Regions from separate parts of the Homo sapiens genome. Here region 1 is linked to region 2. A link is a contact called in ENCODE Hi-C or POLR2A ChIA-PET data. All regions are on one chromosome and are shown on one strand. The core of a region is the stretch at or near the end of the contact, and the rest is flanking DNA. Distances in the headings are between cores, read along the strand shown.

The links. Hi-C counts contacts between places; a loop is a spot of excess contacts on that map. ChIA-PET counts read pairs that join two places held with the same protein, here RNA polymerase II (POLR2A). Pooled maps may share reads with other maps.
Region 1: a loop to region 2 is called in a pooled map, with 2.4 times the contacts of the local background. The contact joins two enhancer-like sites. A Hi-C loop is called at or near these places in 2 of 50 pooled maps. POLR2A ChIA-PET finds 5 or more read pairs at or near these places in 6 of 52 experiments (K562, PC-3, Panc1 and 3 more).

Annotation. Positions count from the first base shown.
Region 1 is chr2:9,188,425-9,195,715 of GRCh38, forward strand. No RefSeq gene overlaps it. Among named protein-coding and RNA genes, the nearest start is that of ASAP2, 15 kb to the right of the region's middle. Within about 2 kb of position 3,312, at least 23 of the 41 ENCODE cell types and tissues checked have a DNase peak (open chromatin) inside an H3K27ac peak, as active enhancers do.
Region 2 is chr2:9,098,072-9,104,775 of GRCh38, forward strand. It overlaps LOC105373414 (a long non-coding RNA gene), which reads left to right and starts at 4,513. Exons shown (of 6, transcript NR_187861.1): 1 at 4,513-6,089; 2 at 6,208-6,515. RefSeq lists an enhancer at 6,383-6,704. Within about 2 kb of position 1,385, at least 2 of the 41 ENCODE cell types and tissues checked have a DNase peak (open chromatin) inside an H3K27ac peak, as active enhancers do.

The DNA.
Region 1 (7,291 bases), core at 2,062-4,561, 92 kb after region 2:
AAGGGCTTTGTAGGCATATGATATGTATAAAACAAATAGCACATTTCCAGGCACAAAAAAAGATGCTCCCTAAATATGTTGAGTGAATGAATGAAGGATTGAATGAATGAATGAAATGAATCTCAGTTTTCACTAATTTGTACATAGGAACAAAAACTGCTTGTAACCTCAGCAAATGCATTCGCTGCTCGCAAGGGACCAGATCATTAGCCTGCAGTATGGCATAGATGACATGAAGTAAACACCTCTCTCTGGCCAATACTAAGACCCTTTCCAAAAAAATAAGCCCACTCTTCCTTAAGTCAGTTAATCCTAACTGAAAACTGCTAGAAGCTACTTACAAATTATAAACTAAACCAAGTTTCTTACATCGTTATCAAAGACACACCCTATTCAGTTTATCAAACCCACCGAGCATCTTCACTGTTTCCAGTTCATACTGAGCTATTTGTGTGATTGGGAGAAGGCACCCCTTCCTCCAGACACTCCACTGCCATCTGCACCCCAGGCCCCACCAAAGCCTAATTGATCTGCAGCTGGACAATGACTCTGATGGGAAGGGTGCCCCGAGCTATGCACCGCACAGCCTATGTAACCTACCATGAGCCTGTTCACGGAGCCATCAGTAGTTTAGGCTTCCTGGCTGGGTGTGGTGCTTACGCCTGTAATCCTAGCACTTTAGGAGGATGAGGTGGATGGATTGCTTGAGCTCATGAGTTTGAGATCAGCATGGGTAACACGGCAAACCCCATCTTTACAAAAACAAAAAAATTAGCCAGGGGTGGTGGTGTGTGCCTATAATCCCAGCTACTTGGGAGGCTGAGGCAGGAGGATCCCTTAAGCCCAGGAGTTCAAGGTGCAGTGAGCTATGATCGTACCACTGTACTCCAGCCTGGATGACACAGTGAGAACTTGTCTCAAAAAAAAAAATAAGTTTAGGTTTCCTTCCTGATCAGGCCTTTGCCCAAACTTAGGTACAAAGCCAAGGGTTTTCCCACCACGAAAGATCAGAAGGATGCTTACAAGTCCTCTTCTCCTTCAGGAGCCTATTTTCTGAAATGTACTGTGTGAAAAACACAAGCATCTAGGGACAATGGAGCCCCCGCAAGACTTCCAGGTCTAGGATGAAATAGGACTCCTCCCACGGAGAGAGAAGACATGAAATGCAGGGAATCATGTAGGTCTTGATGTGCCCAGCTGGACGCAGGCAGAGGGGAAGGGGTGGCATAGGAATTGTAATGATTTCTAGCTGACTCTTGGAAGATGGGAAAGAATTCACAGATACACAAGGGGCAGAGAGCCTCTAGAAGGATGGAAGGGCTTGTGCTCAGGGTTCTGTGAAAGAATGCACACAATATGGGAAGCTACACGTGGTTCGACCTGTTCCCCAAACCGCAGCCAGAGAGAGATTTTGAGAAGGCGAATCTGCCTGAAATGGTTCTGCGGCTCTCCACTAGCTTGGGTAAAGTCTAGCTTAGGTGAAGCTCTCTCTCCCCTTTGACTCTGCACACACTGTCTCTCACCACCAACTTCCAGCTCATAGTCATCAGGGATCCCTTGTTCATCTGGATCAGAGCCCTCCCTGGACTCAGGCAAGGCAATAGCCCCCACGTGTTCACCCACTGAACTTGAACTTAATTGTACCTTCTTGTTAGAGTCTGCTCTCACTCTGGATTGCTGGCTCTAGGGGCTCAGGGACTGTGGCTCTCTTGCTCATCCCTGGATTCTCAGAGCTAGCACAGGATCTGATGCATAACAGGAATTGAGAATGAATGAATGAATGTGTTAGGCATGACTGTATCTGTGGGTATATTCGACATTTGTTGAGAAATTAGGCTGAACCGTTAAGCAGTCTGGACTGCAAAGGGCCTTATATAGCACACTGAGGAATTGGGATTTCATTCACAGACTGCGGGGAGCCATTGAAAGATTTTTAAGCGAGTGCCATACTAGATTTGCATTTTTGAATAATCACTTTTTGAAAGATAATTATGGCACCCACGTAAACAGGATGGATTGGAGAGTTGTCTAGGCTGGAGATAAGAAGATTTGTTGTGCCGCTGTATTCACAAAAAAAGAGTGAGGGCCTGAATTGATGAGGGATGAGGGGAGAATCAAGGGCAGGGAGCAGCTCTGTGGGTACTATGTAAGTAGAATCATCAGGACCTGGTGACTGACTAGATTTGCAGGATGAGGGAGGAGAAGGACTTCAGGATGGTGCCAAGGTTTCTGGTTGGACAACTAGATGAGGAAGAAGAGCAAATTAAATCACAGAAGCATGCTGCAAATGATCAGTTGACTTTGGGTTGGCACTCGCTGGGGTCTCAATCAAAGAAAACCATGTTTTCTACTTCTTCTGGTTAGCCTTTTTGAGCAAAGAAGCTGGAGTATCTGTGGGGTCTTGTGCCCTGCTGAGGGAGTCTTAGACTTGGGAAGTATAGAACCCCTGGTAGTCCAGCTTGCGAGTCAAGTGGGCTGAGATCCACTCAGCCAAGGGCCCAATCCCACCCTATTAGGGTATCAGCAGCTTTCTATCTGATGCACAGTGGTGGGGATGCATGTGGAAGGCATGCTCTTTGCTTCTGCCAGCCCCAGGCTGGATTGCTGTGTCATATTATGGAATGGGGCACAAAGGGGGCATTGATTTGCTGGCAATCCTGCCATGGAATCCCTTGGTCACGGCTTTTCCATGCCCTGTCTCCAGCATACTCAGACTGATCCAGTGTGCCCAACCAGCCGTTTCCACAGGTCTGGCCCGGCCAGGGACCTTCTTGCCACATTCTGGGCTCTGCCCACTGGAGAGTTCAGGACAGGACCCGGGTGCAGACCGGAGGCCCAGGCGCAGAGTTGTTATGCTCAGGGCCATATGGAAAATGTGAACAGGGCCTGAACAAACTGCACAGCTCACTTCTTGGCATTTGCAAGTGGGACTCACCAAGATGCAATGCAGAGGCGGCCAGTGAGGTCAACTTTGGCTGAGAACCCCGAACAGACTGGGAGAGTCCAGGAGAGAAAGGAAGGGACACTGGAGCAAACATAACGGGGTGTAGCCCTGTTTTAAAAACACCAACAGAGAAAGCAACCTTTGGAGGAAAAGTGCATGGCTCCAAATCCCAGGGGGGCCCACTCTTGTCGGGGGTCTGATATCTGACCCCTGGGCTGCCCAGAAGCATTCACTAAATGCTGCTCTCCAACCAAGTTAAAAGAAAACAACTCCCAAACTCTTTGCAAAGAGAGTCACACACATGGCCTTGCAGACTTTGGGAATTCCGCAGAACTGAGAAAATGAAGTCTCTGTTTCGAGCCATGACTAGGTCTCTTATATGACTAAGGGTTATTACTTCTGCTTAGAGGCAGGAAACATCCACAGCTCCAAATCCTACAGGCCAACCAACCACTCTCTGTGTGGCGGTTAGGCAAGCACTTTCAGAGTGAATGTTGGGCACTTACAGATCCCTTGGGAACTTTTTGCTCTCTGATCACAACTCTGCAAGTGGTTCCCCAGAGATGTGAAAGAGCAAGTGCTCTAAGAAGGCGCCTGCTCACTTACAAACCCACTCACCTCTAAGATTCGCCCCACACATTCACAGACCTGGAAAGAAATTCAAAGTCCTTTTTTTTTTTTTTTTTTTTGAGACAGAGTCTTGCTCTGTCGCCCAGGCTGGAGTGCAGTGGCGCAATCTTGGCTCACTGCAAGCTCCACCTCTCGGGGTCACGCCATTCTCCTGCCTCAGCCTCCCGAGTAGCTGGGACTACAGGCGCCCTCTACCACGCCTGGCTAATTTTTGTATTTTTAGTAGAAATGGGGTTTCACAGCGTTATCCAGGATGGTCTCAATCTCCTGACCTTTTGATCCGCCCGCCTCAGCCTCCCAAACTGCTGGGATTACAGGCGTAAGCCACCACGCCCGGCCCAAAGTCCTTTTTTTTTTTTTTTTTTTTTTGAGATAGGGTCTCACTCTGTCACCCAAGCTGAACTGCAGTGGTGCCATCACAGCTCACTGTAGTCTCCACCTCCCGGGCTCAAGTGATCCTCCCACTTCTTAGCCTCCCAAGTAGCTGGGACCATAGGTGTGCACCACCATGCCTGGCTAATTTTTGTATTCTTTGTAGGAATGGGGTTTCACCATGTTGCCCAGGCTGGTCTTGAACTCCTGGGTTCAAGCGATTTGCCCACCTCCCAAAGTGCTAAGATTACAGGTGTGAGCCACTGTGCCTGGCCTAATCCTTGGTTTTGAATTTCTCCTCTAAAATGCTAGATGAAGCTGTGTAGACTTGCTTTCTCTAAAATCTCCCAAGCACATATTAAAAATACAGATTTCCAATCCCCTCCCCTAAAGACAGTTCTGTGCCAGGGCCATCTGGAACCTGGACTTTACCAGGGGTCCCGGAGATCCTTACAATTGGGCAAGTGTCAGCAATGCTTTTGAGCCTAGGAATGATGGTAGAGGGGGGCGGGCCTAGCCCATGGTCATTCTCACCATACCCCCAACAGGTGAGCAACCACCACAATGGGGAGGAGATGATGCTGGCCTGTGTGACTGCAGGGACCTGGGACTAGGAGAGACCTGTGCTCAGCATGAGGATAGCAGCGAGGAGAGCTCTGGGGAAAGAAAGCAGCTCCCAGAACAGGCTTGGGAGGTGGGGGATTCAGAGTTCAGGAGATCATCCCTCAGTAGTATGTTCTAAGTCAGGCTGTAGCTTCTCAGATTACGTTATCACGAGAGGTCTGTTGGGATAGACCCATTTGGGGACTTAGTGACCGGATGAAATAAATTAGTCTAGAGAGTTAGGAGAAAAGCTAATTTGGAGGAAGCTTTAACAGCCCTGGATATCCAGATCACTATGGCACCAAGTGGCAGATAGTCCAGTTGGCTCAGGGTGTCTGTCTCTGGGTTATGTTGGACCCCTGTTCTATGGGATAGAGAAATGCCTCTCTGAAGGTCATTTGTTTCTGTGTTCCCCTCTCTGTGAGGCGGCATGAAGGCCCAGCACCTCTGCAGACACCATTACACCCTCAGCCCCGTGTTCCCAGAGTCTAGTACAGTGTCTGGCATGTGCACACGGCATCATCTCTGAATGACAGCTTTGAATTGGGTTCCTGTATATTATTCGACTGTAGGGCTCCAGGCTTTGTGATGGAGATGTCCAAATGGACTCTCCTAAGAGACCTGTGACCAGCGCAATATTTCTTTCTAATTTCCTCCTCAAAGCACCAGGATATGCTTAGCCCTGTGGCAGGAATCTCCGTGTATCCCAACCTCATTTCAGCTACGTATTCTCCAGGCGGCTTTCTGTCTTCACTCCACTCTTCAGGCACATGCTGACTCAGGCCAGCACCTCAAATGGATGGGCAGGAAAACCTTGCTGGACACAGAGTTAATCACCGAATGGGCTGGATACTCACATCCCACTGCCTCAGAGCGTGGGCTCATTCCCAAGGGGCCTTCTCTCTCTCTCTCTCTCTCTCTCTCTCTCTCTCTCTTTCTCTCTCTCTCTCTCTCTCTCTCTCTCTCTCCCTCCCTCCAACTCAGCAGCACTCTTTAGTCCCAGCTGGAATTCATCAACGAAATACTGACTGGCATGAGCCTTCTCTGACAGCTTCAATTACCAGCTCAAGGAATAAAAACAAAAGTCGGGAGAAGAGACGTCAGAGGTGGAAAAGTAGCAGAGCTGGGTCCTCCTGTGGCATGAATAATGCCAGGGAATATGTTTTTCCTCTATGGTTTAGCTCCATTTTGGGAGTTTGCTTTCTGAGAGGTATTAAAAGAGCCTTATTTTTTTTTTTTAATTTAAGTTCTGGGATATATATACAGGACATGCAGGTTTGTTACATAGGTAAACGTGTGTCATGGTGGTTTGCTGCACCTATCAACACATCACCTAGGAATTAAGCCCCACATGCATTAGCTACTTATCCTGATGCTCTCCCTCCTCCCACCCCCACCCCACCCAACAGGTCCAAGTGTGTGTTGTTCCCCTCCCCATGTCCATGTATTCTCATTGTTCAGCTCCCACTAATAAGTGAGAACACATGGTATTTGGTTTTCTGTTCCTGTGGTAATTTCTTAAGAATAATGGCTTCAAGCTCCATCCATGTCCCTGCAAAGGACATGATCTTTTTCCTTTTTATGGCTGCATAGTATTCTGTGGTGTATCTATACCACATTTTCTTTATCCAGTGTATCATTCATAGGCATTTGGGGTGATTCTATGTCTTTGCTGCTGTGAACAGTGCTGCAATGAACATACATGTGCATGTATCTTTATAACAGAATAATTTATATTTTTTTGGGTATATACCCAGTAATAGCATTGCTGGGTCAAATAACATTTCTGGTTCTAGGTGTTTGAGGAATTCCCACACTCTCTTCCACAGTGGTTGAGCTAATTTACATTCCCACCAACAGTGTGAAAGTGTTCTTATTTCTCCACAGCCTCACCAGCATCTGCTATTTCTTGACTTTTTTTTTTTTTTTTTTTTTTTTTTTTTTGAGATGGAGTTTTGCTCTTGTTGCCCAGGCTGGAGTGCAATGGCACAATCTCGGCTCATTGCAACCTCTGCCTCTCAGGTTCAAGTGATTCTCCTGCCCTAGCCTCCCTAGTAGCTGGGGTTACAGAGATGTGCCATCACGCCCTGGTAATTTTGTATTTTTAGTAGAGACGGGGCTTCTCCATGTTAGTAGGCTGGTCTCCAACTCCTGACCTCAGGTGATCTGCCCACCTTGGCCTCCCAAAGTGCTGGGATTACAAGTGTGAGCCACCATGTCTGGCTGATCTTTTTTTTTTTTATGACCAAATAAAGATTTATTAGTTATAGATTCACACTATGTGTTGTGTTGTTTTGTTTTTTTTTGGGGGGGTTTTGTTTTGTTTTGTTTTGTTTGAGATGGAATTTCGCTCTTGTTGCCCAGGCTGGAGTGCAATGGCAGGATCTCGGCTCACTGAAAACTGCACCTCCTGGGTTCAGGCAATTCTCCTGCCTCAGCCTCTCAAGTAGCTGGGATTACAGGCACGTACCACCAGGCCAGGCTAATTTAGTATTTTTTTTAGTAGAGATGGAGTTTCACCATGTTGGTCCGGCTGATCTGGAACTCCTGAACTCAAGTGATCCACCCGCCTCGGCCTCCCAAAGTGCTGAGATTACAGGTGAGAGCCACTGTGCCCAGAGAATCCACTATGTTTTCAAGAGTGGGAATATAAAATGTATGATTAATAATATATTTTTTGAGCAACTATTATGTGTCAGGCATTTTTACTTAGACAATCTCTAATTCTAAAATAAGTAACTC
Region 2 (6,704 bases), core at 135-2,634:
AGTGGACGGTTTAGTAGGAAAGACCTGAATAATAAGCACAGATACACAGTTGTGTTCAGAGTTATAAAGGGCAAGAGCAGTGAGCTCTGTGCACGGGACTAACGGGGCGTGCGAGGAATAAACCACAAACGTGGGGCGGTGGGATGGTGGAACTGTGAGCCCAGGACAACCCTGATGGTGGGTCCAGGAGGCAGGGACTCACCAGAGGATCTGAAGCCTGGAAATCTGTCCACAGGGGGCAAGACATAAGTCTCATTAGTCAGAACAAAACCAGGATCCTGGGAATTTGTCCAAACAGGGATAAGGCCGATGGTAGCTGACAGGTTTCTGGGCACATACACCAGTATCAGGAAAGGCACAGGGAAAAGAGGGACCCAGGGACCGAACAGGCAGCCCTTTGGGGGAGCAGTAGGACCATCACAAGCCAGTTCTTGGAGAAGTACAGTGTCAAGGTCAAAGGAGGATCAGTTGCAAGACTCCCCACTGAGGGTGGGCCCCAAACCTCTGTGTCTGGGCGAGGCTGACCCTCTCCCACATGGCACACCTGCAGCTGACCAGGGGGTCTGTGCTCAGTGCAGGCACCTTCCCTCTCCTCCCCACACCCAGCAGTAGGTCCTTTGCTTTCTTGGCTCTGGCCCCAAGCACAGCCGAGGGCTCTAAAGCTGACCCTGGCGTCCCCACTTTGTGCTTCGTGATGTTGCCGGTCAGAATTTGTATGTAGTCACCTCCCGACCGGCGTGGGCAGTGCTGGCCTCCTGGACTGGAGCGTGGGCCAGATCTCTGGCCCTTCAAGGGCGCTGACACTGAGCAGGGCTGGCCTGGGCCTCCCTATACACCTCTTGTTGAGGACTCAGTGGGTTTCAGAGTCTGGGACAGGGATAGTTTAACAAATGGAGGCTCCGTGGTCCCAGACCGGTGAGAGAATGTGTGTTGAATGAATGGATGAGAACAAAAGCCAGAAGCTTGAAGATATTTAGAAATAAGATCCCCTTTTCCATATAAATGAAACACTTGAAGACCAGATTTTCCAAAGCAGTTGGAATGGCTACCCCCAAAATATCTCCCCCCCAGAGGGACTTCTAAAGGGTTAACTGACACCTGAAGGGAAGGGGCTTAACACCCCTAAAATCACAGAAAACAAATCTGGTCTGGCTCTTGGTATTCTCCTTACATCCTTAAGTAGTTTTAGACACAAAATGTCTTCCTCCCTTAAGTAATTCTAGACACAAAGTGCTTTCCTCATTTAACCCTTGTAATCACACTAGGAGGAGGATGTGATTCGTGTCCATTTTGAAGGGGAGAACACAGATTCAGAGTGGGTGGGTGACTTCTCCACAGGCAGAGCACAGACAGCCACACTTGCAGCTGCTTTAACCAACAAGCCGTGCTCCTGACCTTGGTGTTCGGCTTGGTTGCTTTGCTGTGGGTTGGTTTCGTTTGTGTGACTAAGACTTTTAAATGATTCGGCTCCTTTTGTGTGTTTGTTTTTGATCTTTGCAAGATTCTCTAATGGTTGATCCAGGGCTGCCCCTACACCGTTCTCCTGTCACATGCCCCGTTCCCCTGACATTGACATCAACCAACATAATATGCTGAAGAAGGGTCTTCGGCAGCTGGAAACTGGCCCAGGCATTGCGGTGGGCAGCCAGCAGGCATCTTCTGTCATTAGCCCTCCCTAGGGAAGACAAGTTCAGCAATGGTTCCTGGGAGAGGCTTGGGATAGGAAAAGAAAGGATGTTCCTATAGAGGAAGCAAATGTTCCAAGATACTTCCATTAATTAAGAAAATCTAGGGTAATAATACACAGTCCTCAAAGTCCTAGATTATAAAACCATTGTGTTAGGTTGAAGCAAGTATCACAAAGAAATACAGAAGGTCATTACCAAGACTTTTAGATGGCAAACATACTTAATGGAAACACCTCTTTCTTAACTCTGAAAACGCTTCATGTAGCATTCAGGCTTCCATTTAAAATTAATTGTGTGCATTCTAAGAGCACTTTTAGGACCTTGCAGAGACCCTCTCTGTAGATTACATGATTTGAAACTATAGCTAAGAAAATTTTGTGAAGTGGTGCAACTCTCAGAAATCAAACATGAATATGCATGCCAGGTGTGGTGGCTTACGCCTGTAATCCCAACACTTTGGGAGGTGGGAGAATCACTTGAGCTTAGGACTTGGAGACCAGCCTGGACAACATAGTGAGACCCCATCTCTACTAAAAATAAAAAAATTAGCTGGACATGGTGGTGCACACCTGTGGTCCCAGCTACTAGGGAGGCTGAGATGGGAGGATCACTTGAGCCTAGGAGGTCAAGGTTGCAGTAAGCCATGATCATGCCTCTGCACTCCAGCCTGGGCAACAGAATGAGACCCTGTCTCAAAAAAAATAATAATAAAAATAACTATGCAAAAAATATGACTTTATTTTTCTATATTACTAGCTCCCTCTCCTGGGGCATTCACTACTAATCTCAGTCATATTGGAGTTCCCCTGTCTTCTTTTCTCTGGGGTTCTAGGTAAGTTCCAGGGGCAGGGTGATGGTGGCAAGCATTACATAGTTCTGAGCTTTGGGAAAGGGGACGTCTCATCTTCACCGTCATCTTCACATGCTAGTTTCAACTTGTGTTATTAACAGAAACTTCCGCTGTCCCGCCTGACCTGCAGCCAAGCATCCACACAGTTTGTCCACAAGGCCCTCCCCTGGTCGCTGTCCTCTCAGTTATTCTCAGTGTTACTCTCGGACCCAGGAGCGTGATTCAGCAGCTCCTGCGCGGTGGGAGGTGGACAAAGGCTCAGTCCACTTGGGCATATCATAACATTTCTTCTCCTAGAAGCCATGACTTCTAAGGGTTGGAGCCTCCAAGCTTCTTTGGGATTTGGGACGTCCCTGAGGCACGCAGCCTGGGGAATGGGCTGCGCAGCCTGTTTTCTCTAGAACCTGAGCATGCAAGCACCACTCTTGCATTCTGATTCTCCAACCCCTCGCCTGGGAGGAGGCGAGAAAGGCTTGCCCTTCACCATATCTTCTCATCCCACATTTTCTGTTACATATGTTGCCTATGCCCTGAGTCCTTTCTGTTCCTCTAAACACCTGTGTTTGTTTTGTGTTTTTAGGTGTCATTTATATAGAAGAAAATGCGGCTGGGTGCAGTGGCTCATGCCTGTAATCCCAGCACTTTGGGAGGCCGAGGCGGGCAGATCACTTGAGGTCAGGAGTTCAAGATCAGCCTGGCCAACACAGTGACATTCTGTCTCTACTAAAAATACAAAAATTAGCTGGGCATGGTGGCACGTGCCTGTAATCCTAGCTACTCAAGAGGCTGAGGGAGGAGAATCGCTCAAACCTGGGAGGTGGAGGTTGCAGTGAGTTGAGATTGTGCCACTGTACTCCAGCCTGGGCAACAGAGTGAGACTCTATCTCAAAAAAAGAAAATGCACAGATCTTAAGCACTCAGTTTGAACAATATACAGAGCATCTCCCTCAACCCAGAAGGTTCCCCATGAAAGGGCCTAGACTTTTGAAAACCAAAAAAGTCCCCCCCTTATTTTCCTCTACCCTGCTCTGCTCATTCCCTTTGGGGAGGTAATGATCACACTCTGGCCTACCTGCAGCTCCTAACGGTGCCAAGTACATAGAGAAATGCCAAGGGCAAGGGGCAACCGTGAGATCGCATCTTAAACAGTATCCTCACATGAATCTCCCAATAACAAAGAATTATCCTCGTGACATTCACTCAGTACATTATAGTCCACTGAGCGCTCTCACTCTGTTCGTCTCATTTAACCTTACAATGTATTATTCTCACAATGTATTGTATTTGTATCCTTACAATGACCCATGTACAAATTATCATGCCATTTGGCAGATGAGAAAACTGAGGCCCAGAGTGAAGAGGTAATTTTCCAATGCTCCACAGGTGATACATGTCAGAGATGAGACAGGATCCAGATTCATGCCACTCCGTTTGTTTCCAGAGAATCTAATCATTACCAGCCTTCAGAGGGCAGAACAGAAAGACAGTCACTGATGCAGAGGATCTGAAGGGCTCCCAAGCCCTCCTCTTACCCAGCGCCACTCAAATTCCCCAGGACGGGGCTGCCTCCTTTCACTCCCCACTAGTTCTTACTTGGTGTTAAGCCATCAAAGACCTCGATGAATTGCCCCTGTAGAGGGTACCATGAAGACAGGGCCTAGCAAGTTTACTTCAAGGAGAAAAAGTGCCGGAAATGAAACAGATTAAGACAGTGGCCCACAGCACGGCAGGGGCTGACCTCCCGGGCCGCATCCAGACATTCTCACTTACAAGCAGTGTGATTCTGGGTAATTAACCAAACCTCTTTAGGCCTCTGTTTTCTCACATGTAAAGAAAAGATAATCACAGAATCTCCCTCAGAAGGGTTCTTATGAGACTTCCATGATATCATGCAGGTAAAATATCTCCCTGCCTGATTTGGAGTAAGCATCCATAGATGCTAGCTAATATCATTATCGAAAGGAGGCTGTGAAAACACGGACACTAATATTTCACTAGTGTGTCATTGACGCTGCAGCAAGACTACATTACCGTTTTGAAGTTAAATAAAACATAGAGATAAATCTCTGAGTTTAACATGTTTTATTTGGGAAGCAACAACTGCAGTTCGGGGGATAGACACAGAACGGTGGCCTCTCGTATGTCCAAAGAACAGAGAAGTTTGGAGGTTTTATGAAGAGGAGAAATGCTGTGTATTGTTTTGAAATAAAGTTCCTTGGCACTAGTAAGGTTTTGGGGATGCTGGCGAACACTGATTTGTGGGTGATGGTGTTAGATTTCAGCAGGTTGTTCCAGTGGCTGTTAGATAAAACTGGTTTCAGGTTACACCTGGCAGTTCCAGCAGCCAGGTCTGCAGAGAATCGTATGCTTGAAGGAACGTCTTGTGCCTCAAGCGCTTTACCCGCAACCTCTGGACTCTGTTTTAGTTGAGTGTGACAAGAAAGACCCAAGGCGTATGAAGCTTTGACCCTGTTTTGTAAACTCCCTTTGATGCGGTCAGAGTTCATTTGGGGAAACTTCTGGGAATAGTCAACACGGCCGGTTGGAAACGGAGGTGGAATTCAGTGGTTACAGCAGAAGCCTGCACTCTATCGTCCAGTGAGAGCAGCCCAGGGATGGGCACTCATGAAGGAGAGTGATGCTGCCCACAGGAAGCAGGCCAGTGCTGAGCAGAGAGAACCACAAGAAAAGCAGACAGGTCTGCCCGCGTTTGAGCTGGTATCACTTGCCCAGCAGGCAGGCATGGGGTGACACATGACTGGGCGAGCCACTCGCTGGGTGGGGCATTCACACAGGTCAGCTCAAACCAGATGGAGCCTGGGACTGTGACCAAGGAGCGAGTGAAGGTCAAAGCCACACATGGGGCTGAGGGGCCAGGTGGCCGCCTTATGAGATCGAAGGCGGGAAGCTTTGGAACAGGGCAAAAAGGGGAGCCCAGGGTGAGGGGAGAGGGCCGAGCAGCTCGGATCTCTGATGGTGAGCTGTGCAGAGATGGGGAAGCGCCTCTTTTCCTCTTTCATGTGGGTGTCAGGGGGGGTCCAGGCCTGAGGGAGCCAAGCTGGAGGGTGCAGGGTTTCGCGTCTGCCTCGGAACTGGATGTTTGAAAGCAAAGGTGAACGGCCCAGCAGGCCCGCTGGGGCACTGGGAGAACTGGTTTTTGCCATTTTAGGAATTGTTTGGCTTTGGCTTTTTTTCTCACTAAGAAATTGGAATCTGAAAGAGCCTTTCAGCTTATTGTTGAAAATCCATCAGGACCTGAAAATTAGAGACCGGGCCTGAGCTTTCAGCACATTTAAACTCACGGGAGCGAGGTGGAAAAGCCACAGGAAGTGGATGCACTAATTTAGAAAATAGGGAGAGGGAAGACAGCGCCTGTCCCCTCCCTGATTGACCACAGGTAACCCCTGGTCTCTCTGTCTACTGAGGCTGAGTGGCCTGTTCTGGGTCTGACTACCCTACCCTGGGGCCTGACTCTGCCCCGCCCCTCGCAACACTCAACAAACGCTTGTGGAAGGAGTGAACAAATGACAAGTCACGAAACCTAAATACAGGTATGTCACAAGAAGCCCTCCAGGCAGCGAGTCACTTAGCACTGCACAGGTAGCAACTTTCTAAAATATTTTACCTTTAGTATTGTCATTTCATATTTCTGTCTTTCTCTTACTTTAGTGTACTATTTTATGGTGTCTTAAACCATCACGCAATTCCACGGGTATGCAGCACAAAGAATTGAGAAGTAATTCCGATAAGAGCAGGGGAATAGTAATTGAAACTGACACCCATGTGACACTTTACAGTTTACAAAGTGCATGGGTCGCAATTCCAGAGTCTTCAGCTTTGGAGGAGACTGAGGTGCGGGACATGGAAAAGAAGGTCATTCTCTTGGAGCCCCAACAATGACCAGGAGAAATTCATTTGGCGGTAAAACCACACGAACCCTATTACATCACCAAGCCCTCACCGTTTCCAGCACCCAGGTGAGTGGATGGGGTAAATTCTCCACCAGTGACTGCAGAAGGAAACAAATAAAAGGAAAGGGGGCCGGGCGCGATGGCGCACGCCTGTAATCCCAGCACTTTGTGGGGCCGAGGTGGGTGGATCACCTGAGGTCAGGAGTTCGAGACCAGCCTGGCCAACATGGTGAAACCCCATCTCTACTAAAAATA